Regions from separate parts of the Mus musculus genome. Here all the other regions are linked to region 1. Evidence: chromatin loops called from intact Hi-C (ENCODE). Cell type or tissue: left cerebral cortex. All regions are shown on one strand. Links, peaks and the distances in the headings refer to the core of each region. The heading gives the core; the rest is flanking DNA. Region 1 overlaps Tox2 (TOX high mobility group box family member 2). Region 2 overlaps Tox2 (TOX high mobility group box family member 2). Region 3 overlaps Tox2 (TOX high mobility group box family member 2).

What was found. A loop is a pair of places that touch in the nucleus more often than their neighbours do. Peaks named below come from ENCODE experiments on the same cell type or tissue, not always from the same donor. Only the 100,000 strongest peaks of a DNase experiment are listed, where the experiment ranks them.
Region 2: a loop joins it to region 1, with 2.2 times the contacts of the local background. A loop is called at or near these places in 5 of 42 quality-filtered maps.
Region 3: it touches region 1 in a loop (1.8-fold over the local background); 2 of 42 quality-filtered maps call a loop at or near these places.

Annotation. Positions count from the first base shown.
Region 1 is chr2:163,306,197-163,313,797 of GRCm38, forward strand. All of the region lies in intron 3 of Tox2 (TOX high mobility group box family member 2), which reads left to right. Among named protein-coding and RNA genes, the nearest start is that of Gm35750, 46 kb to the right of the region's middle. In left cerebral cortex, for the core only: a CTCF peak has its summit at 4,169; DNase peaks (open chromatin) are centred at 3,371 and 4,908; H3K4me3 peaks cover 496 bases; H3K27ac peaks cover 368 bases.
Region 2 is chr2:163,204,000-163,211,600 of GRCm38, forward strand. The region is part of intron 1 of Tox2 (TOX high mobility group box family member 2); the gene reads left to right. Among named protein-coding and RNA genes, the nearest start is that of Tox2, 4.7 kb to the left of the region's middle. In left cerebral cortex, for the core only: a CTCF peak has its summit at 3,468 (motif pointing right); DNase peaks (open chromatin) are centred at 934, 1,942, 3,484 and 5,336; H3K4me3 peaks cover 711 bases.
Region 3 is chr2:163,239,814-163,247,414 of GRCm38, forward strand. The region is part of intron 1 of Tox2 (TOX high mobility group box family member 2); the gene reads left to right. Among named protein-coding and RNA genes, the nearest start is that of Tox2, 40 kb to the left of the region's middle. In left cerebral cortex, for the core only: no CTCF peak of the experiment used is centred there; DNase peaks (open chromatin) are centred at 4,291 and 4,942; H3K27ac peaks cover 1,376 bases.

The sequences.
Region 1 (7,601 bases), core at 1,427-6,426:
CACTCTGAATGTCACTGTCTAGCTCAAGGACGTTCTAGGACTGTTGGAACACTGAGGCTTTAGCTATGTCAGAATTCAATCTTAAAAGGCACTTATAATAAAGAGAGCACGTGGATCCATCCACTAGACTAACGCGGGAATGGAGAATTAAGAGAACTTCAGACTCCAGGAGGAGAGCTTCCTTGAAACTCTTTTTGCCTCATGAGCAGCTTTTAGGCATCCCTGCCTGACAGGCTGACTCGACTGGAGTGCCGTGGCAGCTTCCCTTCCTATGGACCCAGCCTTATGTGTTTCTGGGAAAGGGGGTGCCAATCATGTGGCCGAACATAGAGTCTGGAGCTAGCCTGGAGATCGGGGGCCAGTCTTTGGCATCATCTTATGTGAAATCTCTCATGAGATGTAACACGGCCAATTAAGCCATGGAGATGCCAGCCACTTCTGCATCCCAGGCTCGTCAGGACCCATCCCGCTTGAGTTGAGTATTCTGTTTTGACAAGCCTCTGGAATCACCCTTCTGCATTAGCCCCACTTTTGACAGAATAAATGCTGCCGGAGCCAGTGCGGCTCCCTCTCATCTCTCCCTTTCTCAGAAATCACCTCCACGCTGTTGCCTTCATTCTCCCACGAGTAGCACGCCAGAGCAATGCTCCACGTTTTACACGTGGATTTAAAGGTACGAGGCTGCCCGTGTTGCCCGGTTGGAACCCTCTCCCGCTCCTTGCTCACTCTCGTTCATTCACCCACACTGCGGGGTGAGGCTGTCGTCATTCACTCTGACTCTGAGAAGAATTCCTTTATCTGAGGAGGCCATTTCCACTTTCCTCAGCTTGGTGAGCCTTTAAAAAAAAGTTCCAGTTGTCCTGGAGTTTTAAATTCTTCATTGTACAATCTTCTAAAGGTAACACAGTGACTCTCATAGAAGTATAACGTGCAAACATATTAAAACCACATTTAACTGGTTATTAATGAGGGAGCCAGTAAGGTATTACACTGAGTTCAGATTAGAATTTGAAAAATAGACACACACTTAAGCAATCAGGGAATGCGTAAATACATTAACTAAAAACAGAAAACTGGTTGATATCATAGAGCAATTGGATTTGATGATTAGAATTGTCTTTTCTATAGTGTAGGGTCAATTATATCTATATACCAGAAATTTTTATTTGTGTTTTAATGGATAAGAACCTGTTGTTTACCACCTGACACTCATCTACTGTTGATGTTAGAGTTTGGATCTTTAAAAAAAAATCTTTCAAAGTCTCATTAACAGAAACATGGATAGCAAAATTTGGTATGTTCATACAATGGAATATTATTCAATCTTAAAAGGGGAAAGAAATTCTGACTCATGGTACGATGTGTATAAATCTTGAGACCACTGTGCTAAGTGCAATACTACAGTAACAAAGGGAGACTTAGATGGCTTGATTCCCTTTATCCGAGGTGCTTAGATAGGGTTCAGTCAACAAGGGATGGGGAAATGGTTCTGTTGATAAGTTTTTGCTGCGCAGGCTTGAGGACCCGAGTTCAAATCCCCAGCCACAAGTGGGTGTGTCTGTGAGTAGCATCGACAGGCTAATCACCGAGGCTTGCTGTCGGTCTGCTGAGCTCCAGATGCAGTGAGAAACACCATCTCAAGGAAATGTGTGGAGAGCAATAGAGCAGGGTGCCCAACGCCCTCCTCTGGCCTGGAGGCACAGCATCCCCATACGCATGTGTACATACATCCTGCACACACACATAGACCACATACAAAGAAAGGAGAATCGTGGTTTCCAGGGACACGGGCAAGACAGGAGTGGGAAGCTATTATTTAATATAGGTAGAGGTAACGATACTTCTGGAGATGGATAGTAGTGATGGAAGATGAAGGCATGGTGTATGTATAGCACCGAGATGTATGTGTAAAAATGGTTGCATCTGTGCAGGTGAGTTGGCTCAGATGCTAAAGACACCCATACAGAAATCCTAGCAACCTGACCTTGACCCTCTGGACCCACACAAAGGTTGAAAAAGAAGAACTGACCTCGCAAAGCTGTCCTTTAATCCCCACATGCACAGGATGGTATATGCATGTACACACAGCCTACCTAAACACAACAATAAGAAAACTGCTACAAGAAAAATTTATTTATTTTACCCCGATACAATCTTAAATGATTTCAAAAAAAAATGACCAGTTGCAATAACTCCTTCCCCCAACACACACACACAATTTACAAAGTTGCAGAATTAGAATAGCCTAGTCAGATTTAGGGGGTACACTCAGATGGAATCAGATAACCTCAGAGGGCACAGCAGAACAGCAAAGGGACGTTCGTTTGTCTTTGTCAACGTCTTTCACAATTTTCCCTGCAGTGGGCGTGTCCTCGTGTGTGGGAGAGGTAAGAATTGCTAGGTTCCAGGAGGTGTGTACTGTGGCGTGCTGGGAGCCAGGAGTTCATTTACTGAGGCCTGAAGGTCCTTGGTTTTGTTTTAGGTTTGGGTTTGTTTCTGAGAGAGTTTCTAGCGCAGGCTGCCCTTGAACTCTATATATGGCTGAGGATGACCTTGAACTTCTGATCCTCCTGCCACTGCCTCCCGAGTGCTGGGGTAACAGACAAGCACACGAAATTCAGTTTATAGGTGCTGGGGATTGAACCCAGGGCTTTGTGCCACATCCCATCCTTCCTAAGAGCTGAACTCGGCTGCTGTCCACACCCACTAGTCCATACCCAAGTGGCCTGGCTGACTTATGGACGGTGTTCTGCCTCACAGTGATAAGACTTAGAATGTTTCCAACGTAGGGCATTTACAAGATGATGATGATGAGGAGGAGAATGATGATGATGATGGTGATAAATTTAGGTACCTTTAATATCAGCAAGATAATGATTCACAAAATCAGGAATACGGGGTTGAAGAATTCCGCCACAAGTAGCTGAGAAGAAAGCTATAAGATGCCTTAACAAGCTACAGCCAGTTTGCACTAGAGGAAATCATGCCAATTTCTCGTTTAAAACTTAAAAGCTAGGAATGGTAGTGCACACCTATAATTCAAGAGGCTGAGGAGTGATGACAGAGAGTTTAAAGTCACCTGGACTGTATGGTAAGACCCTGCCTAAAAGAAGAACAAACAAACAGAAATCCACAAAGAAGAAATGGCGTGTATATATTGTAGGTAGACAGCGGGAGCTGCTTAGGGACTTAAAACTTGCCACACAGTTAAGGAAGCTGGCTTGCTGAGCCTGTATGTCGGGTTTGTGACTGATGTGCTAACGCAGATCCCAATGTATTGAGAAGAGCGTTGGGGACCAGCATTCGCCCATACGCTGTTTGCATGATGCGCATCTGAAACCGTGTGGGATGAGAACAAAACCGTATGGAAACCATGACAACGGCTGATAGAAAAGGATGGAAGGCAGAGACAGTCACCGGAGCCAAGATGCTTTCTTGAATAAGATGCAGCTGTCATGAAGACAGGGCATTCTGGGATGTCTAAGCACTGAGCGACTTCACATGGCGTACCTGAAGCAAACCCGTTCACGCCAAATGCCCCGAAGAACTGATGGAGAACTGATAGAAACACGGGGCGGATGGAGGGCTTTAGCTCAGTTTTCTCTGTCTCACAGCTGATGTCAAAACAGGACATTCAATAGACACGGAGGTTTTTTTTTTTTATATGTAGCACAGTGAATATTATTTCAATTAGTTTTTTTTTTCCAGTGCTAGGAATCAAACCCAGAGCATCATGCATGCAGGGCAAGCTCTCTACCCTGAGCTACTCTCTCACCCCCCAAGCCCACATTATTTTAGTTTTACATGAAAAAAAAAATTGTTTTTTGCAAGATGTGTTTTCTGTCCTAAGTGAAGCCTTGACATGTCCCAAAAATGAAACTGGAGGATTCATGTTCCCCGACAGCAATAACAATAGGACACAGTCCATTAAAACACTCTTCCCTGAGAGTAAAAGACAAACTCCAGTCTTCATCTTTGAGGAACATGGCCAGGGCATAGCTGAGCTTTTCCTCAAGGAAAGCATCCCCGTGGAGATCAGAGCTGCTCAACCTGAACACACACAAGGCTTTGCTTTGGGGGCAAGGATGGAGGGCAGCCAGCCCACGTACTGTAGAGTTGAACAGCTTCCTCTGCCAGTACCTCCAGGAGACAGGAGCATGCCCCCAGTGGTGAGATGGAAACTGTCTGTGTAGACACCCTCAGATGCTCCCTCCTGGTGAAGTGGCTCCCGCCTGAACCCTTGACCTAGATCTAGATGGTACCAAAGAAGGCAAACACGAGATAAATTGCTTAATTTGAAAACGCTGTATCAAAAATATCCCGTGACGCATGAAGTGACTGTTACGGGACAGGAGGTCAGGGTGCAGGAAGGATCGGGGAAGCTGCTGAACTGAATTTTTAATGAAGGACTGCTTCTTCTGATGCCCACAGGCACTGAACACGCATGGTGTACAGACATACATGAAGGTAGTATATCCGTACACATAAAGTTCTACAAATCTCAAAATAGTAACAGCAAACATAGGGGGTCTGGAGAGCTGGCTCGGCAGATAAAAGGCCCTCCCCTTCAAAGGTTGACCTCTGACCTCCATAGGTAAACATATACACCTACAAACACATACGTACATACATACAAAGATGGTGTTTTAATCATGGCTTTATTGTGGAAAACAGATTTAACATTTTCCCACCATCTTCCTGGGCGTTTAGTATATCTTTGTATTCCCGTTTTTTTGTTGTTTTTTGGGGTTATTTTTTAGAATGTTTGATTTTTTTTTTAATTGATATTTGAGTTGCTAAAGTGTTTCATAAGAGGTTGTTTAGTGAATTTTGGCTTGGGGTTAGGACAGGATTTCCAACCCCATCTGAGATGGCGCTAAGCAGACTTCTGCCAGTCTGAGCTCTGTACTGATGCCAAGCAGAGTTTCAGCATCAATGATTATGGAACTCAAAATATCGATCAACTCTGAGAAATGTTAAAGATGTTCTCCATCCCGCATTCCAGACTTTAGCCAAGATTTAATTCTTCATGCAAACGTAATTAAGCATACCCACTTCATTAGCATGCGCATTTGCCTGCGTCTTACTGTGTACCAAAGACTTGTTTTCCAATAACTTCCCCAAAGGTTTCTCAGCAGTAAGTGTTTGATTTGCGTGCTTATTTTATTCTGCTGTATACCCCGAGCCACGTAAACGTTTCTTGGATGGTAAAAGGGTCACAAGTTTTAAAGCCCTGACGAGTGAAGCTCATCTGAGGTTAGAGAGCCAAAATGGAGAAGGTTATCTGAAGAATACGACCAATGTTAGTCAGTAACCGGTACCTGCTGCATCAACCAGATGCAGCCACAACCCAGAAAGTACATTTGGGAGGACTTTGCTACAGGTAAAGATCTGATGATATCTGGGTTCCAAAGAAAGCTTTAACAGAGTCTCAGAAGTACAAACGGCACACGGTACAGACAGTCACCGTTTCTGTGACTCAAAATTCAAGATGAAGCAAAGAGAAGCAAAATTAGCCGCTTAGAAATCTCTGGAGTCCTCTTTAAAACTCTTTTTGTCAATGAAAAAAAATTAAAGAATTTTAATTCTTTAAATACAAAAGAGATCAATAACTAAAGTCTTACAGAATATTCTTTGGGGCTGCAGAGATAGCTCCACCGTAAGAGGACCTTTGTGCAGCTCCCAGCTCTCTCTCACATGGTGGCTCACGACCATCCAGGACTCCAGTCCCAGGGAATCCGATGCCTTCTTCTAGCCTCTGAGGGCACCAGGCACACAAGTGGTACACAGCCATGTGTGCAGGCAAAATACCCATACACATAAATTTAAAAATCAAAATTCTTACAAGGTAAACATCTATGAGAAACACCCGGGAAATGTTTAGCATTAAAATATTATTTTTAATTGTGGGGGAGTGTATGTGGAGGCACCCATGCATCATGAGTGGCGGGGGGGTCAGAGGTCAGCAGCAGAGTCTCTTTTGCTCTCATCGTTTTTCTTTGTCCATTTGTGTGTGTGGGTGGGTGCTCATGAGTGCACATGTGAGGGGGGAAGGGGTGGTGTGCACGAACTCACACACACGTTTATATGTATGTAGGCACTTGTGTGTGAGTGTGCATGTGCAAGTGTGACTGTGCAGGTCTGAATTTGATGGCGGGAATTATCCTCCATCATTCTTCCACTTTATTCATTGAGGGAAGGTCGCTCAGTGGAGCCCGGAGCTCACAGATCTGGCTCATCTTGCCAGTCAGCTTGCTCTGAGGATTCCACCTCTCCCTTTGACGCTGGAATTAGCACCACTCCCACCTGGCATTTACAGGAACTCTTCACCCCTAAGCTTAACCACCAAGCGGCTCCCTAATCCTGACCCAGCTCTAAATTTTAAGATGGAGTCTCTCACTGACCCTGAACCTTGCAGTTCTAGCCAAGACCTTAGGATTCAACTCTCTCTATTTCCTCCTTCCCTGAAACCCTCCCCTGACCTCCTGCCTCCCAGCCCCGATGCCAGGATGTGATGTGAGGATGAGCACCTAGGTGCCCCTTTTACATGCATGCTAGAAATCTGAACAGTGGTCCTACTAGGTGCCCCCTTTTACATGCATGCTAGAAATCTGAACAGTGGTCCTACTAGGTGTCCCCTTTTACATGCATGCTAGAAATCTGAACAGTGGTCCTACTAGGTGTCCCCTTTTACATGCATGCTAGGGATCCAAACAGTGGTCCTAAGGCTCATACATCATGAACTCTACCCAGTTAGCCATTTCCCCAGCCTCTAAACATTATTGACCATAAAACAAGGGAAATAAATTTTGAAATATAATTCAAAATTGAGGGAGAATCAACAGTAATCTTTACAAGCCAGGAAGAGGGGTTAACAAAGATGAAATGAGATATTAGATTGTCAGAGAACAGGGAAGAAGGGGTCATTTGGAGATCTCATTCGTTTATGATAGAGTCTCAGGCTATTCTGGCGTTACAAGCATGTGCTGCCATGTCTAGCAAGGACTGATTCTTCTAAAGAGAAGTTTAAAACCCCATAAAAGAAAAGGTCTAGCTGGGCGTGGTGGCGCACGCCTTTAATCCCAGCACTCGGGAGGCAGAGGCAGGTGGATTTCTGAGTTCGAGGCCAGCCTGTTCTACAGAGTGAGTTCCAGGTCAGCCAGAACCGCACAGAGAAACCCTGTCTCGGAAAAAAAAAAAAAAAAGAAAAGAAAAGAAAAGGTCTATTTGCTGCTTACTGAAGAAAAGGCGGAGAACATACAGGCATTTGCCATTACAAATCAGACAGAGCAAATAATAAATGCAGAGGAAATAAAATAATTCTAAGAATGTTCACAGGGGCCTCAATGAAGGGTGCATTTATATTGTGTTTGTCTGGGTCACGAGTACACACTGTTCTAATTCCATGTTCAGTGTGAGACCACTCCTGTGTGGAAAATGGTTAGGTTTCTTGTATCCCAGAAATAACTACTACGGGGAAAGAGGACTGAAGTCAGTAAGAAATTTTCTGACATAGAGGGAAAACCTGCTAAATGACAGCCAGAGATTTATCCATTCACTGCACTGGACAGACGTCAATGACATAAGGCTTACTCTGTGCT
Region 2 (7,601 bases), core at 884-5,883, 100 kb before region 1:
AGCATTAATTGGGCCGTTTACTAATTGGCCGTCACTACCCCGTGGCGCCTCTGATTTTATGCCGGTGTCGTCCAATCAAGGCCTATCCCTTCCCTGGATTGGGGAGCTAGCGTCCCTCCAGGCTGGAGCCGCAGCGAGGAGGTACACTCTCGCTCCCCGTCCCCACCATTTTTCTAGGTTCTCTGTGCTCAACTCCAGCCAGGGCCCCACAGCGCGGCGCCCCCGGGAGGTAGTGCCTGGATCCCAGGACCAGGGGCATCGGACCCCAGCTCCCCTTTGAGCTCAGCGGGCACGGTCAGGGGCAGCGGCGCTGTCTGAGTCCCCTTCCCTCGCAGGGAAGGGAACTTTGAAACTTAGTTCGGACGCCAGACGGTCGGTGCGTCCCCGGGTCTGTGCGTCGGTCGGGGTCAGGCTGGAGCCGAGCGCGGCTTTTCGTCACTCGGAGCCCGGATTGAACAGCGCGCGTGGGTCTCCGGGCGGTCGGGACGTAGACGCGCGGGCTCCGCGGCGCTGCGTGGTGAGTGCGCGTCGGGTGGCTGGATCCATGACCCTCTGGGGGTCTGTCCCTTCCCTACAGGCTGTCCGCGCAGCCCCTGGCTGCGGGGATGTTGTCGGGATGCTGCAGCAGCCGAGCGTCCGGCCGATCGCTGGGCCTCCGGGGCTGGGCCTCTCTGCAAGTGCATCCTCAGGCCCTAAGGGAGCGGCTGCGGCCGGGAGCCCTCTGCAGTTCGCCCTGGTCCGGGCGGCGCGGGCCACGCAGGCCGGGGCGTCCCGGGGCGGAGGTGGGCGGCGCGCATCTCTCGGAGTGGGGGGGGGGGGGGGGAAGAGCAGATTATCTTTTGTGCGCTGATCCGCAAAGTTGGAAGCCTGAGAGGGGGGATGGTGCCTTAGAGAGAAGGCGGGTTCCGGAGTCGCTTCCAGTGTGGTGGTGGGAAAATGGATTAAAACCAGCAAGTGGAGTTTTACCAGAAGCTGAAGGATGGGGCGGCAGGTCATCTTCTGCCCTTGGCTTTGTTTAAAATATCGAATGGGCAAAACGGGGTTCACCCTCTGGTTTGGTGGCCGCGGTGGAGATTGGGGATTTATGCCTTAAAGTCTGGGTACCCAGGCTGGGGGCGGGGCAGGGTAGCTGGAAGAGGTCTTTGGGAAGTGATGTATCTGCAAGCGCCACCAGAGTGGGGCCTGTCTCCCGCCGCCGCCTTTGGGAAGTAGGACGCTGCCGACCCCCACCCCCCAACCCCAAACCCCCACCCCCATCCCCGCTACCGCCACCTCTTTATTCGGAAGCTCTAGAAACCTCTGACTCAGCACCAGAACCTCCGAGGTTGCAACCTGCTGGGAAGGGCACAGAAGTGGAGGGTGGAGATTTTGGTTTCTATCTGTGCACTAAGACCCTGGCCTGCAGCTGAGGAAGTTTTGAGGATAGTGGGGTGGGAAAAGCCACCAGAATGCTGGAAAGGAAGGTGCAGAGCATGGGTTTAGATGTGAGACCCGCAGGTTCAGCCCTTCAGGCTGGGGTGATGGGGCACCTGGCTCAGCCTGAATCCAGATTCCTGTTGACAGATTCCCCAGTGTGCTGTGGCCTTCCGTGGTGTTCTTGAGGTTCACTGTGACCAGGAACTCCACCCCCCGTTTTTTTTTTTTTTTTTTTTTTTGTCTGACACCAGAAACTGATGATTGTGGAAAAGAAAATGTCCAGGTTTCTTACAGAGGCTCACTATCAGAGTTGGAGACCTAAGGTGTAATAGCCACTCTGTGTGTGTGTGTGTGTGTGTGTGTGTGTGTGTGTGTGTGTGTGCGCGCGCGCGCCTGTGTTGGGAGGTGCTGTAAAATAGGTTATAGAGCCAGGACACAGCCCACACACTGGGGACTCTGTTCCTGGAGCCAGGACAAGAGGCTTGTCTCTCAAGCATTTGCCCAAACGATGTCAGACAACCGTGGGGCAGTTGACCTGGAAGGGCCCTTGGCGACGGTCCCCTTGGCGACCATCCCCTTGGTGACTGTCCCTTAGCAATCCTCCACATAGAGATTCCCAGCCTCTTTAAATCAAAGTCATGAGCACTAGCTGCTCTCTTCTGCTGGGTTTTGTTTGAGCAAACACACAATGATAAAAAGCCACTGAGCTTCATTTTAGCTTCAAAATACTTGTGTAATTTATTAATTACAGCAATGTTAGCATGCATGAGAAAAAATTGTCTAGTAGGTATAAAGCAAGCACGTTATTCTTTTTAAAAAGAAAATGTAGTAACTGTTTGGTAAGCACCGGGGCTCCTGGCTTCTGGCATGGAGGATCTGGGGTCCCGTGATCTCTGCTTCACGGCAACACGGCAAAAGTCAGTCATGGAGTAGCAGGTGAAAGTCAGAGATGAGACTGAATCCAAGTTTCTCAATTCACAGCAGGACAGCAGTCCAGCCTCCTTGTGAATCTCTCTCTGTCGTGCTTTTGGGACTGGGAAATCTATGTTTCATCCACGGAGGATTGAATTTCTTCCATTCAGACTTTGGAAGGCTGGGAGCTCCCAGCTCAGCCAAAACAGACTGGTACCAAGAGGTCACTGGGACAGGGCGAACCTGGCTTCATAGCTCCATATGTGGCTTTGCGAGCTAAAGAAGATGATTTTCTAGCTCCTTTAAAAAAAATTACAATGCATGCATGTGCAGTCGTTCAAGTCAGAGAGCAACCGGAGGCTCTCTCCTTTCCACTGTGTGTGTCCCAGACGTCCAAGGTTTGGCAACAGGTCCCTTTACCTGCTAAGTCGCCTGTAGGCTTTCTAGCTCTCTGTTAACACAGAGTATGATCTAACAGAATAAAATGTAAATGAGCTTGGTTAGCTATAAACACCCATGAACCCACTAATCCAGTCTAGGTAGAGAATATTTCCATTACCCCCAGAAAGGCCCTTGTTCCCTTCCTAGTGAGCACCCTACCTTTGCCCCAGCAGCAATTTCTTACCGGGTTTCTATTCCCCACCTTTTTTTTTTTCCGGATCATTTTAGGACTGTGAACTCTACATGAGCCCCAGTGTGTTACATACAGCATGGGCATTTAGAGTATGGCTTCTTTTCTTTCTTTTCTTTCTTTTCTTTTCTTTCTTTTCTTTTCTTTTTTTTTTTTAGCTCAATCTGTTTTTTGCATTCATCTTTTGTGTGTGTGTGTGTGTGTGTGTGTTTGTGTGTTGTTCCACTTTGTCACTGAGTGATATTGCATCGTGTAAATATAATACAACTGGTCACTTTATCTGTGGATGGGCATTTGGGTTTGTTTCCAGTTTGGGGAAATTGTAAATAAAGCTACTGTGAATGTCCGTCTACAAGTCTTCTTTCAAGGGGAACAAATTGTCTATTATCACTGAGCCTTGGTACCCTCTTTACAGTTTTTTTTCTGTAAGATTTATTTATTTTTGTTTTATGACTGTGGGTATTTTGCCTGCCTGTATGCATGTGCAGGATGAGCATGCAGTACCCATCAAGCCCAGAAGAGGGCATCAGATCCCCCTGGAACTGGAGTTAACAGATGGTTGTGAGCCCCAGCATGGGTGATGGAAAGGAAACCTGGGTCCTTTAGAGAAGCAGTCAGTGCTCCAGGCTGACCCTCATTCCCACCATGTACCCTCTGGAGGACATTGCCTACTTCTGCGATTCAGGACACAGGCGTGAGGGATGCAGAATAGAAAAGTTCTTGGTGGTAATATTAAAAAAGAACTAGGAAAGTTCTTGGTGGTAATATTAACTGCCTACCACCTACTCCAGCAAGAGGCTTAACCTCTCTGTTCTAGCATCCTTTTATCCCTATTTGATACACACTAAAGGCCAACCTGGGTGGCTCTCCCTGTGGAGCACGCTGTGGCCAACAACATCTCTCTTTCTCCAGGATCTCTCAATAACTAGTAATGCTTGGGATATGGGATGTTCTACCATCTGTCAATCAACAAATATTTATTAATCACTGTTTTGTGCTAGACCTTTTCTAGGTAACCAGTGGTATGACAATGAACAAATTGTTGCTTTCAAAGCTTATCTGTCTGTCTGTCTGTCTGTCTATGGATAAAATACAGTATTATGATTAATAGATCTCTAGATATTTTCTGGATATGAACTAGGGAAGAGGGTTTAGATGAGACAAGCTCTGTGGCTGCTTTGCAATGTGTGTGTGTGTGTGTGTGTGTGTGTGTGTTTGCCCTAGTGTGTGCACATGTGGAGGTCAAAAATTGACACACTGGATGTTGTCGTAGCTAGGGTTAGTGTTTGTCAATGTTGTACACAGACCTCAGAAGACGCACTCTCAGTTGAGGAATTGATTCTATGAGATTGGCCCGTGGTTGTGTCTGCTGGAGTATTTTCTCAAGTGCTGATTGACTCAGTAGGGTCCAGCCCACTGTGGGCAGTGCTATCTCTAGGCAGGTGGGTCTGGAGCAGCTCTTTAAGAAAGCTGTCTGAGCAAGCCAACTGGAAAAGAGCCGATAAACAGGGTTTCTGCTTCAGTTCTTAGCCCCAGCTTCCTGCCCTGGCTTCTCTCAGTGAGGGGCTGTAAGCTGTAAGCTAAATAAACCTTTCCCTCCTCAGGCTGCTTTTGATCGTGGTGTTTACCATAGCAACAGAAAGCACAATTGAACAGGTGTCTTCCTTTATGTATATTAAGACCAGTTTCTCCTCGAGCCTGGAACTCAACACTTGAGCTAGACTGGCTGGCCAACAGTCTTCTAGGACCCACCTGGCTCCAGCCCACCAGCACTGGATTATAGGCGTACGCCTCCATGCCTGGCTTTTACTGGGGTCTGGGGATCCAAACGTGGGTGTGTGCTTAGGCTGCAAGCCCTCCCCCAGCCGGTTTTGCAGTTTTAAAATGGAAGGTTAGTAGCAGGCCTCTGAAATTTTGAAAATTTATGTACACAGTAAGAGTCGCTTGATGTTTTTTTCAAAGCGTTATTATCTTATTCATGTGTATGTCTGTATGCCTGTATGAACACATGTATACAGTTGCCTGTGGAGGCCAGGAGAGGGTATTGGATCCTCTAGAGCTAGAGTTGTGGGCATTTGTGGGCCTGTGGGTGCTGGGACCTGAAGTCTGGCTCTCTGCAAGAGCAGAGAGAGAGATCTTAGCCACAGAGACAAACGGATCGCAAGCTTCTGATCTGGTAAGTTTTGAAAAGCAGCTTCCAGAGCCACACTCCCAGGGATTTCATTTCCTTTGGTCCTGGTGAGTGGGCCCTGAGGATCTGTTTGTCTCATGAGCCCCCACGTGATGCTACAGCTGGTCACATGTTAGAGGCCATAGTTTGTGTAGTGGGGGCTTGCTTGTTTGCGTACAGTTTTGAGTGGGCTCCTGGCAGGCAGGAACCACGCTCAGCGCTTGGCACAGTGCCTTCTCATAATGGCTCGGTGAGTAAGTGGTAGTGGGTGAATTATTTTGCTCACCACCCACATAGCTCTGGGTATAGCACCGGGTAAGCATGGGAACTAGGAAAGCTTGGTTACTAAACGGCTGGAGGCTCCCTTTGGCACAAACCACGAAGTGGAGGTTACTTCCCTTGGTGGTTTGTGTATGCTCCGCCCAGGGAGTGGCACTATTAGAAGGTGTGGCCTGTTGGAGTAGGTGTGGTCTTGTTGGAGTAGGTGTGTCACTGTGAATGTGGGCTTTAAGACCCTCTTCCTAGCTGCCTGGTATTCTGCTAGCAGCCTTCAGATAAAAATATAGAACTCTCAGTTCTGCCTGCACCATGACTGCCTAGATGCTGCTGTGTTCCCACCTTGATGATAATGGACTGAACCTCTGAACCTGTAAGCCAGGCCCAATTAAATGTTCTTTATAAGACTTGCCTTGGTCATGGTGGTCTGTTCACAGCGGTGAAACACTAACTAAGACACTTCCTATCTTGGACTTGGGGTGCATGAGTCCTTTACAACATATGTGTGTGTGTGGGGGGGTGAGATTTGCATGGCTTTCTTCTGCAGGGTCCCATGGGAGGAGCCCTGGGCTGGCTGGAATTAAGAGGTTCTATCAGGAGGCCAGATTCTTTGCCAGGGAGCTTTTTACTTCCGGACTTAGAGTTTCTTTTGCTGTGAAGAGGCACCATGACCACAGCAACTCCAATAAAGGGAAACAGATCATTGGGGCTGGCTTACAGTTCAGAGGTTCAGTCATTATCATCATGGTGAGGCATGGCTGCATGCAGGCAGACACGGTGCTGGAGGAGCCAACGGGTTCTACATACTGATCAGCAGGCAGCAGAAGGGAGCCGTGAGCCATGCTGGGCGTAGCTTGCGCATATGAGAACTCAAAGCCCGCCTCCACAGTGACACACTTCTTATAGCAAGGCCACACCTATTCCAACAAGGCCGTGCCTCCTAATAGTGCTACTCTCTATAAGCCAAGCATTCAAACACACGAGTCTATGGGGGCCATTCCTATTCAAACGGTTACACTGACCCTCTAGTCCTGCATCCTGTTTGCCAGAGGGTCCTCTCAGATCAAGCTTCTGTGTCAGGAGCATCAGTCCAGGCTGCCGCTGCTCACTTCAGTCTCCTGAGTGACTTTGAACATGTCACTAGCTTTCTCTGGGTTTCTGCTCCTCTGTGTACAAAGGGGAATCGAATCAGCAACCATCACCCCTCCAAGACAGTGTGGTGTGAGGTATTACGAAGTGAAAGCCTGGGGTGCCTTGTATGATTGTGGCACATGGGAGGATCCTCCACCAGGATGATGCTTTTTGAAGAGTGTATTAGCTTGCTTTTCATTGCTATAACAAAATACCTGAGACAGGCTAACCTTGTGAGGGGTTATCATGGGTTTCAGGCCAGCCTCTGCCGCATAAACAAACTCGGTTTCAATAATAAAAAAATAAACTGGAAGCTAAAAGATTTAAAGAAAATAAAGGGGTAGATTTAGCCTATAATCTTGTAGAACACAGCATAGGTTCTGAATGCTGCCTCACCTCATGGGTAAAGACACTGGTAGCCAGAACAGATGTGGGGACAACTATCAGATTTCATTTTAAACCAGAGCCACAGGGTAGGGAGAAGCAAGGCTTGCTGCTGTTAAAACATGTCTCCTGAGAACTTCTGAGGGTCCTAGAGACCAACAGCTCAACTACAGTGAAGAACTCCCACTGGACCTTCTGAGGGGGTCCTTAAGATGTTGTCCCTGGGATAAGAGAGGACTCTTGTGTTTCAGAGTGGGCCTGGCAGATAAGTGATCAGCAGACATTTGCTCTTGACATGAGTGAATGAATGAACTGGGGGAGGGCTGCCCAGTGAGCACCTGGAGTCTAGAACAGGACTAGGGCCATGGCCAAGAGTCTTTGAGTGATGGGGGACCAGCCTGTGCCTGGTAGGAGCAGTGGAGAAGCCAACTCTGTGCACACTGCACAGGTTCCCACAGATGCTCTGCTGGGTGGCTGCCTGTTGTCTCCGTGGGTCGTCTCTTTCACTTCCGTAACTTCTTAGAGTCCCAGGATTGATGTCTAGTGTGGGTCATCTGTGGAATGCAGTGGGCCTGGGATTACGGCATGCTGGTAGCACGGGTGGGTTATCCAGTGGTCCAGTCTCTTCCTCTGTCAGATGGCAAATCAGCATCTCCCCCAGGGAGGAGGGTCAGCGATCAC
Region 3 (7,601 bases), core at 1,555-6,554, 66 kb before region 1:
AAAATATCTAATAAAAAATGCAAATATCTCAGGAGAGTGGAGAATTCAGTCTGCCCAGCATTTGAACCCTGGCAGCCTGGCATCTGTGTCTGGATAAACTATAATTGCACTTCTCCATGTGGTCGTGGGCCTGGATTTGCTCAAGCCTGAGGGTTCCCTTAGTTAGGCCAATTCTGATCCTCTCTCATCTGCAAACGTCTCTTTCCCCTCGCCTGTCTGCTGAATCTTCCATGTGATACCCGGCTCTCTGCAGAGCCCAGATCACAGCTGACACACTCTTGCTGCTGTCGACAGACCTCAACTCTGTCCGTGCAGACTGAGAGTTGTCACCGGCTGCAGCAGGCCTGGCAGGAGCAGAGAGCTGCTTTGAGCCTTTCTCTTCAGATCGCTGCAGGCACATCACATGGTGCCTTGCAACTGGCTGGGCTGAGAGCTGTGCAGCCTCCACTTTTGACCTGTGTCTCTGTGCAGAGCTGAGAATCAGCGGCTTTTTCACAGTTGCAGCTTTGGTACCCAGGCTTAAGAACAGGGTTAAAAGCACTGGCTGGCTCTGGGCAAGCTTCCAAGTACCCCGCATCTCACTTTGGTCATCTCCATAGTGGGGCTGCTGGTGGCGGCCTTGCTATTTCTAGGGGGTTCTAATGAGATGCCCAGGCATCGCTCTGGGTCTGGAAAGCTGGTCACTGGCGCATGCTCACAACGATCGGATGTCATGTTCCTGCTTTTTGCCTTGTCTGTTCCTATGTCTGAGCCCTGCCTAAGTGCCTCTGTTGAGAAGCCATCCTCCCTGCTTCTCCTCCCCTGCTAACCCTGTCCTGGTCCCTGTCACGGCTGTCATAGGAAACATCACTGCTTGAGGGTGAGATGAGAGCTATGTTCACTGCTTTACTTTAGTGTTACAAGTCAGGCTGAGGCTGGTATTGATGCTCAGGGAAGCATGGCGGAGTGGACTAAGATACTTAGAAAGAGAACCTGTGTGGGCTGGCAAATGACCCAGCTGTGGCCACAAGGCTGTTGAAGTAGGCCGTTATTGGTCACTTGGCTTTCAGAGGCTGGCCAATGCAAAGCTGACCGTGGCGGTCAGGATGGGCTATGAACTGGTCTGTGGTCCTCTATTGTGGCTTAGAGCTGGGGCTAGGGAGTGGCCATTTGTCATCTGAAAGGCTGGAAAAAAGACCAGACCACTTGACTGGTGGCTTCTGGAAGGCAGGGCCGTGTCTGATCACTACACCCCGCCTGATATCTAGTGCACTGTTTGCACATGGTAGGCAAGCAACCACCCCTCAGCATCCTCTGAACACCTGCGCTTCCCACGATTTCTAATTTCTCTTTCCCAGGAGGATCGGCAGCGCCTGGCATGTGGGGGCTGCTCTGAAGCACATAGGGGTTTAGGAACTCGTTGTTAGTTCTTGATACAACAGTGGCCCTGGCTGGCCTCACTTGGCACTTAAACCAGGACCAAGACTAGGGGAAGGGCAATTTGGACCTGGGGCTCAAAGAGAAGGATCTGACCATGAACTGGAGGGAAGCACTGAGCCTGTCCAGCTAAAGGAAAGGGAACCAGAATGGGTGAGACATAAATAACTAGGGAAGATTGGGAGCGTCGGGGGCAAGCTGGATGGCCTAGGCTTTTCAGTGACATAGGGGACAAGGTCATGAGTGAACTGCGGGGTTGGGACTGATCAAGGGATATGAGTGAGCTTGTAATTGCAAAGTTAGAAAGCCACTACTAAGCAACTGTCAGGAATAGTTAACATTTTAAAACACTGCGTTAGAGATATCATCTGCTATTGGATATCTGATTACGATTGGATATCTGATAACGGACACCAGAATTGTCATGAGGTAGGAAGAGCAACTCTTTTTTGAAATCTGTGCATGTGTGTATGTACCTTCAAACACACAAGGGGACGTGTTTGCATGGGTGCATAGACACATATGCATGTGTGCGCGTATGGAGTCTTCCTCCATTTGCTCTTTATCCTTTGAGGCAGGGTCTTTGAACCCAGAGCCCACTGCTTTGGCTAGTCTCACTAGCCAGCTTTCTCTGAAAATCCCCTGCCTCCATCTTCCAAACACTGGGGTTACAGGTGGACTTCCTCACTAGTTCAGAATCTGCCGAATTTGCATTGGTCCTGAGGCTCTGACCTCTGAACCTTACTCACTTGCAGGGCGAGTGCTTTATCTGCTGAGACATTTCCCCAGCCCTAGCTGCTGTTTTATAAGTAAGGGAACCGAGAGCATGAGAAGTGAGGTCAAAGGTCACCCAGCTGGTACACAGGGGAAGCGGTGCTCAGATTCCGAAATCCATACTGCCACCAAAGCTTTCACAGCTGAGAAGAACTAAGCCCAAAGCTGATTTTACCTAAATGGGGGTTTTCTGGTGTACTCAAAAGTGTGAACTTTTTAGTGCAAGATCATTGGGTGGAGCATGTTGCCAGAATGCCTTCAAGGAAACAGAAGTTAGAAAAAAATTGGAATTCATGGGGCAGAGAAATGAAGAAGAGAGTGTTCTGGGATGATGATAAGGTAGGGGCAAGGAGACAGACACCAGAGCCCCCCCGCCCCAGCATCCAGGGTAGTATGGTGTATGTATGTATGTGTACATATGTTATAGAAACCAAACAAGGCTTGATCTGGGGACAAAGGGACTGCCTGACAATGCCAGATCAGTGGAGAAGCTGAGCGGAGCACGTTTGTGGGTGATCAGATTAGTGAAGATTGTGTCAGAGTCCCCCAGGGATATCGAGCTGGACCCGTGTGGTGGTGATATCTGGTATGGTTAGAGAGTGCTAGAGAAAGAGTCAGTCCATGCCCATGAGGTCAGTGTGGAGGTATTTTATTTGAAATGCTCATGGGCCAAATGGGAAAGTCGGGGTGACTTGGCTAAAGACGAGTGCCTGAGAGGTGGTGACAGACAGCAACTGTGAGGATGTAATCTTCTTTGGGGAAAGGACAGAGGGAGGAGAAAGTACCAGACGCACTTATCAACCCTCTACTAATCCACTCATGAGCTGAGCCTATTTCCTCCCAGGTACCCACCCACATCTCATGCATCCTAGACTCCCCTCACCGCCACATACACATTCGTTTATTTTATCTGCCATCCTGGTCATTTTCATCTGCCTGCCTTTTCATACTCAGCCATTTTGTCATATCCACTCGTTCATCCTCTCTCTCAACTCATCCGCATACCCCAACCCCATCGACCCATCTGTCCATTCATCACACCCGCAGGTGGCGACCTTGTTATCCCTTTACCTCACTAAGGAGCCACCTCATTCGCCATGAATAGGTTAGTGTTGATCGTCTGCCGAGACCATGTTATAAATATGCTGACTAGCTAGAATACACCATCAAAGTGAGTTTGAACTGTTCTTAAATTACAACTACGAGAGAACGTAAATTACATGTGTGGCTCACACTTATGGATCATGTTGTTTTCACTGGGCAGTGAAATTTATGCTGTCATCCATCTATGTATCCTCCTCCATCTCGCCACCCATTCATCTATCCACCTATCCATCCATCCATCCATCCATCCATCCATCATCCACTCATCTAGCTGCCTGTCCATCATTCATTCCTTACTCTGTATCAATTGATCATCAAGTGATCTGTCTATCCATACACCTATAGATCCATTCATTTGCTAATCATTCTTTGGTTTCTTCATCTATCTATATCTATGCATGCACACACTATCCATACCTACATGCATCCATTTATACATACATACATACATACATACATACATACATACATATGGACATCCATACATCCATCCTTCCATCCATCTGTCCATACATCCATGCATACCTACATGTATCCATTTATACATCCATCCTTCCATCTATCTATCCATCCATCCATTCATCCATGCATCCATTTATACATACATACATCTATCCTTCCATCAATCTGTACATACATATTCATTCATTTGTCACTGCATCTAGCCATCCACCCATCCATTAATCCACCATCTTAAATCCCTGCCTTAATCCATCATTCATTAGCTCCTATATCAGTCCGCCCATTCTTTATCAGCCCTGCCTCTGCTGATCCACCTGTCTCTCCATCATCCATTCCCCATTTGTTTGTTCCTGCATCAATCCCTCCACTGTTTTCCTCCCTTCTCTCATCGGCTCACTTCCCATGTGTCTCCATCTCATAGCACATATCTGTGAAAGATGTATATTTTTATCTATCATGAATCAGAGGCAGTAGGTTGGAAGAGTGGGGAAGCCAAGGCTTATGTGGAAGGAACTTGCCTACGGTGGGACAGATGGAGCTGGGCTCTGTCTCTATCAGATCAGGGATCCTCATTTCTCACTTTGGCTGCTTTTTCGTTAGGTATCTTTTAAGATAAAAACAGTCCTTCGGGGAAACACAATGTGCTTAGGTTTGGGGGTGGGAGGTGGCTGTTGCAATAGAGGCCTAAGAGCTCCTATCCCTGAGGCGACCACACAGTGTGGAACAAGTCAGCCCCTTTAGAAGCCTCTGGGAACCTATCCCTGGTGGCTGACATGAAAGGGTTATCCCTACACATTCGATATTTGAAAAAAATAATGTGGGTTCTTTCAGATTCCAAAACTCATTTCCATGACAAAACTCTTGGGAAGAGAAGATGAAGGGCCTGGCTTTTGCAGAACAATCTTCCAGCTGTAATGAGGGCTGAAGATGGCAGTAGAGAAGGGATTATAATTAGAATATGAAATGGGGAAAATTAATCTATTCCAGGCAACGGTAAGAGGATGTTCTGACGTCTCATAGCGATTCTTTGGCTGTTGTCCCCCCCTCCCCGCCCCCCATGTTTCTTCTGCACATTTAAAAGCACACAGAAGGTTGTGCAGTGTGAACAATGACTCTTGGCATCTGGGAAATTGTGAGGTGTGCACAGGGTTTCCGCCCATGTGCTGTCACTGAGTGTGTGTCTCTGGGAACAAGAAATGTGTGTTTGTGTTCACACGTATGTGAGTTCCAGCAAACACTTGCAGGTGCCTGGTGTTTTTCTGCATCTGGCACCCCCTCCTGTCTTGTGTGTGTGTTGAGGACTGTGTGCCAGTTTCTCACAGCGTGAGAATGTACCCTGTACTGGATATGAGACCCATGGGACTGAGTTGTGCGATGTAGGTCCACACAAACTCAGGTTTGTGGCATATGTGTGTCTGTACTCTTGGCTCACTTCGGCATGTCCTGGATGGTGGTGGAGATGTGAGAATTTTCCATCTGGTCTATAAACACAGAAACATGTGAAGGAAGGTGGTCCTGCCCTCTCTTACGGAAGGGATCGTTCTGTGACCTTTCCTTCACTTATTCATTCTTTTTCCAGAAAGAGTCCTCCACAAGAAGGAGAACAGGAAGAAGTCTCAGTCCTTTGTTTCTAGAGGCCAAGGAAGTAGAAGGCAGCTCCCCCAACCCCGCCCCAAGTTCTTGAGGCCCACCCCTCCCTTTCTCCCTGGATCCAAGGTCTCTGCTCAGTACAGATTTGACAGAGATGGGCAGACAGCCGATGTCCCTCTCCCTCTGCCTTAGCCCCTGTTCACGGCTGTTCATCCCAGTAAACTTCAGAACACTGTGAGATACCTAACACTCTCCAAACTGAGGCAGAGGGAAAGGGCTGAGGCTCTCAAGGAGCAGTCCACTAACCAAGCCCTTCCTTTAAGCCAAAGCAAGCTTCACTCTAAATGTGACAGCTCTTTCCTACATGTTGCTTGAGCTGATGGATGCATGAACAAGTGAATGAGTCTATTTGTGAGACTCTCTGGTGACCTCACAGGAGTTCACTGCCCTAAAACCTCTTGGCAAACCCTCCATCAGGGCTTCCTATCCTGAGGCCACCATCTATTGCTCACTCTGGACGACTCTTCCCTCTCCCCCAAGTGTCCAACACACTTGTCAAGCATCTGCTATGTCTAGGGCCCTGGGCCGATTGTTGATGACATGGAAGGATCTAGAAAAGCCTTGTTTCTGTTTGCAGGGAGCTTGGAACGTGATTGGGGAGAAACCAGGCAAGGCAAACAAGATGACACCTGTGTGGTCTCTTCCCCCCATTGAGTGACTGACCCTGTCCTCGTATTTCCTTGGTTTTGAATGGGAGAAAGGATGCTGACTTCATTGAACTGCTGAGATCCTACATAGAAAGCATGCCACTCAGAATGACTCGGGCACAGTCACTCTCTTTGTCACTTGCCCACTGTATACAAAAAAAAAAAAAAAAAAAAAAAGAGAGGCTGCTAGTTATATACTAGCCAGAGTTTCATAATAGATATCTATTGCACAGAATTTCAGGGGGCATTGTCCAGTCTGGTTTCTTGTTCCACGTCATTATGTATGTATTAACTTACACTACCCTGTTTAGTTGCTATTGTAAAAAATGTCTCAGCTCCCTGGTGAAGCTCCTCCTCCGAACACAGCTTGAAGTCCCAGATCTCTGGGCACATTCGGTGTGGTAGGGAATCCAATTTGAGCAGTGTACATGGCAAATGAAGGAATGATAGAGAGGGCTAGAAGGTTACAGGCTGTGGAAAAGAGAGGAGATGGCAGCAGGGGAGGCTGGCTCTCTGAGCCCACAGAGGTAGGGCTTGCCTCCTGCAAGGTTGCTGTGCACAGTTTTGAGGGAAGGGCTTGGATAGACATCTACACGGCTGAGGGAGTGTGGAGTTCTACATCATGCATCTGCATAACTGTACTCATGAAAATTAGTGCCACAGAGAAACTCACACCCCGGTGCAGTGACTAATGCAGCCATGTTGAAATACGAAGGAGAGAGAGTGCATTGGGCCATAGACTCAGCTAGTTGAGGCTCCTTGCTGCCTTCTTAGTGTGGGATTCTGGGGCCTAGCAGAAGCAATTACATTCTCATATAGAGCGCTTTTCCAAGGTGTGTTTTCATCAGAAAAATGAGACACAGAACAATATACAGAGTGTTATAGTTTGGAAGACAAAGTAAGTATAGACATGTAGCCCTCGGCAGGTATGACCCTCCACACTCTTGCCCCTGGCCCAGTGGAGGCCATCTCACTCAGAAAGCTTCGCTTCCTTGTGTCTCTTAAGGGCAGGCCACAGCAATGCCTCATGCTGAGACTGACCCTGTGTGCATGTGTGCAGTTCACGTCTCAGAGCCACTACGGGATGAAGCTGATGTGGGTGTTCTCTCCTTCAGCTCTGGCCGATGTCCAGACAGGTTAACCCTCAAATGGCGCTCACTCAAAAGTGTGTGCATGACTCTATCTCTGCTCCTGGGTAATGCTGTAAAAATGCCTCTCTCCAGGAAAAGGGACCAGCTGGTGGCATGTGGGGAAAGGGCCCCTGTCCTATCCTCGTTTCACAGATGAGGAGTTTCAGAAGTAGGGACACTAGCAGAAGCTCACGCATTGGTAGCTGCTTCCAGGGCCCAGGTTTCTCCCTCTGCGCCTGTTCCCCATGGCGGGCAGTTCTTCCAGAATCCAGAAGTGGCAGATTCTCCAACACAGGATTGTGGACCCCATTGGAGGCAGAGACAAAGCCACTTAGGCGAGGAAGGTTGTAGAGGGCTTCTCTGAGGCAGGCTGTCGTTGATCCAAGGCAATGGACTTCAAGGTCTTTCCCTGGCATGC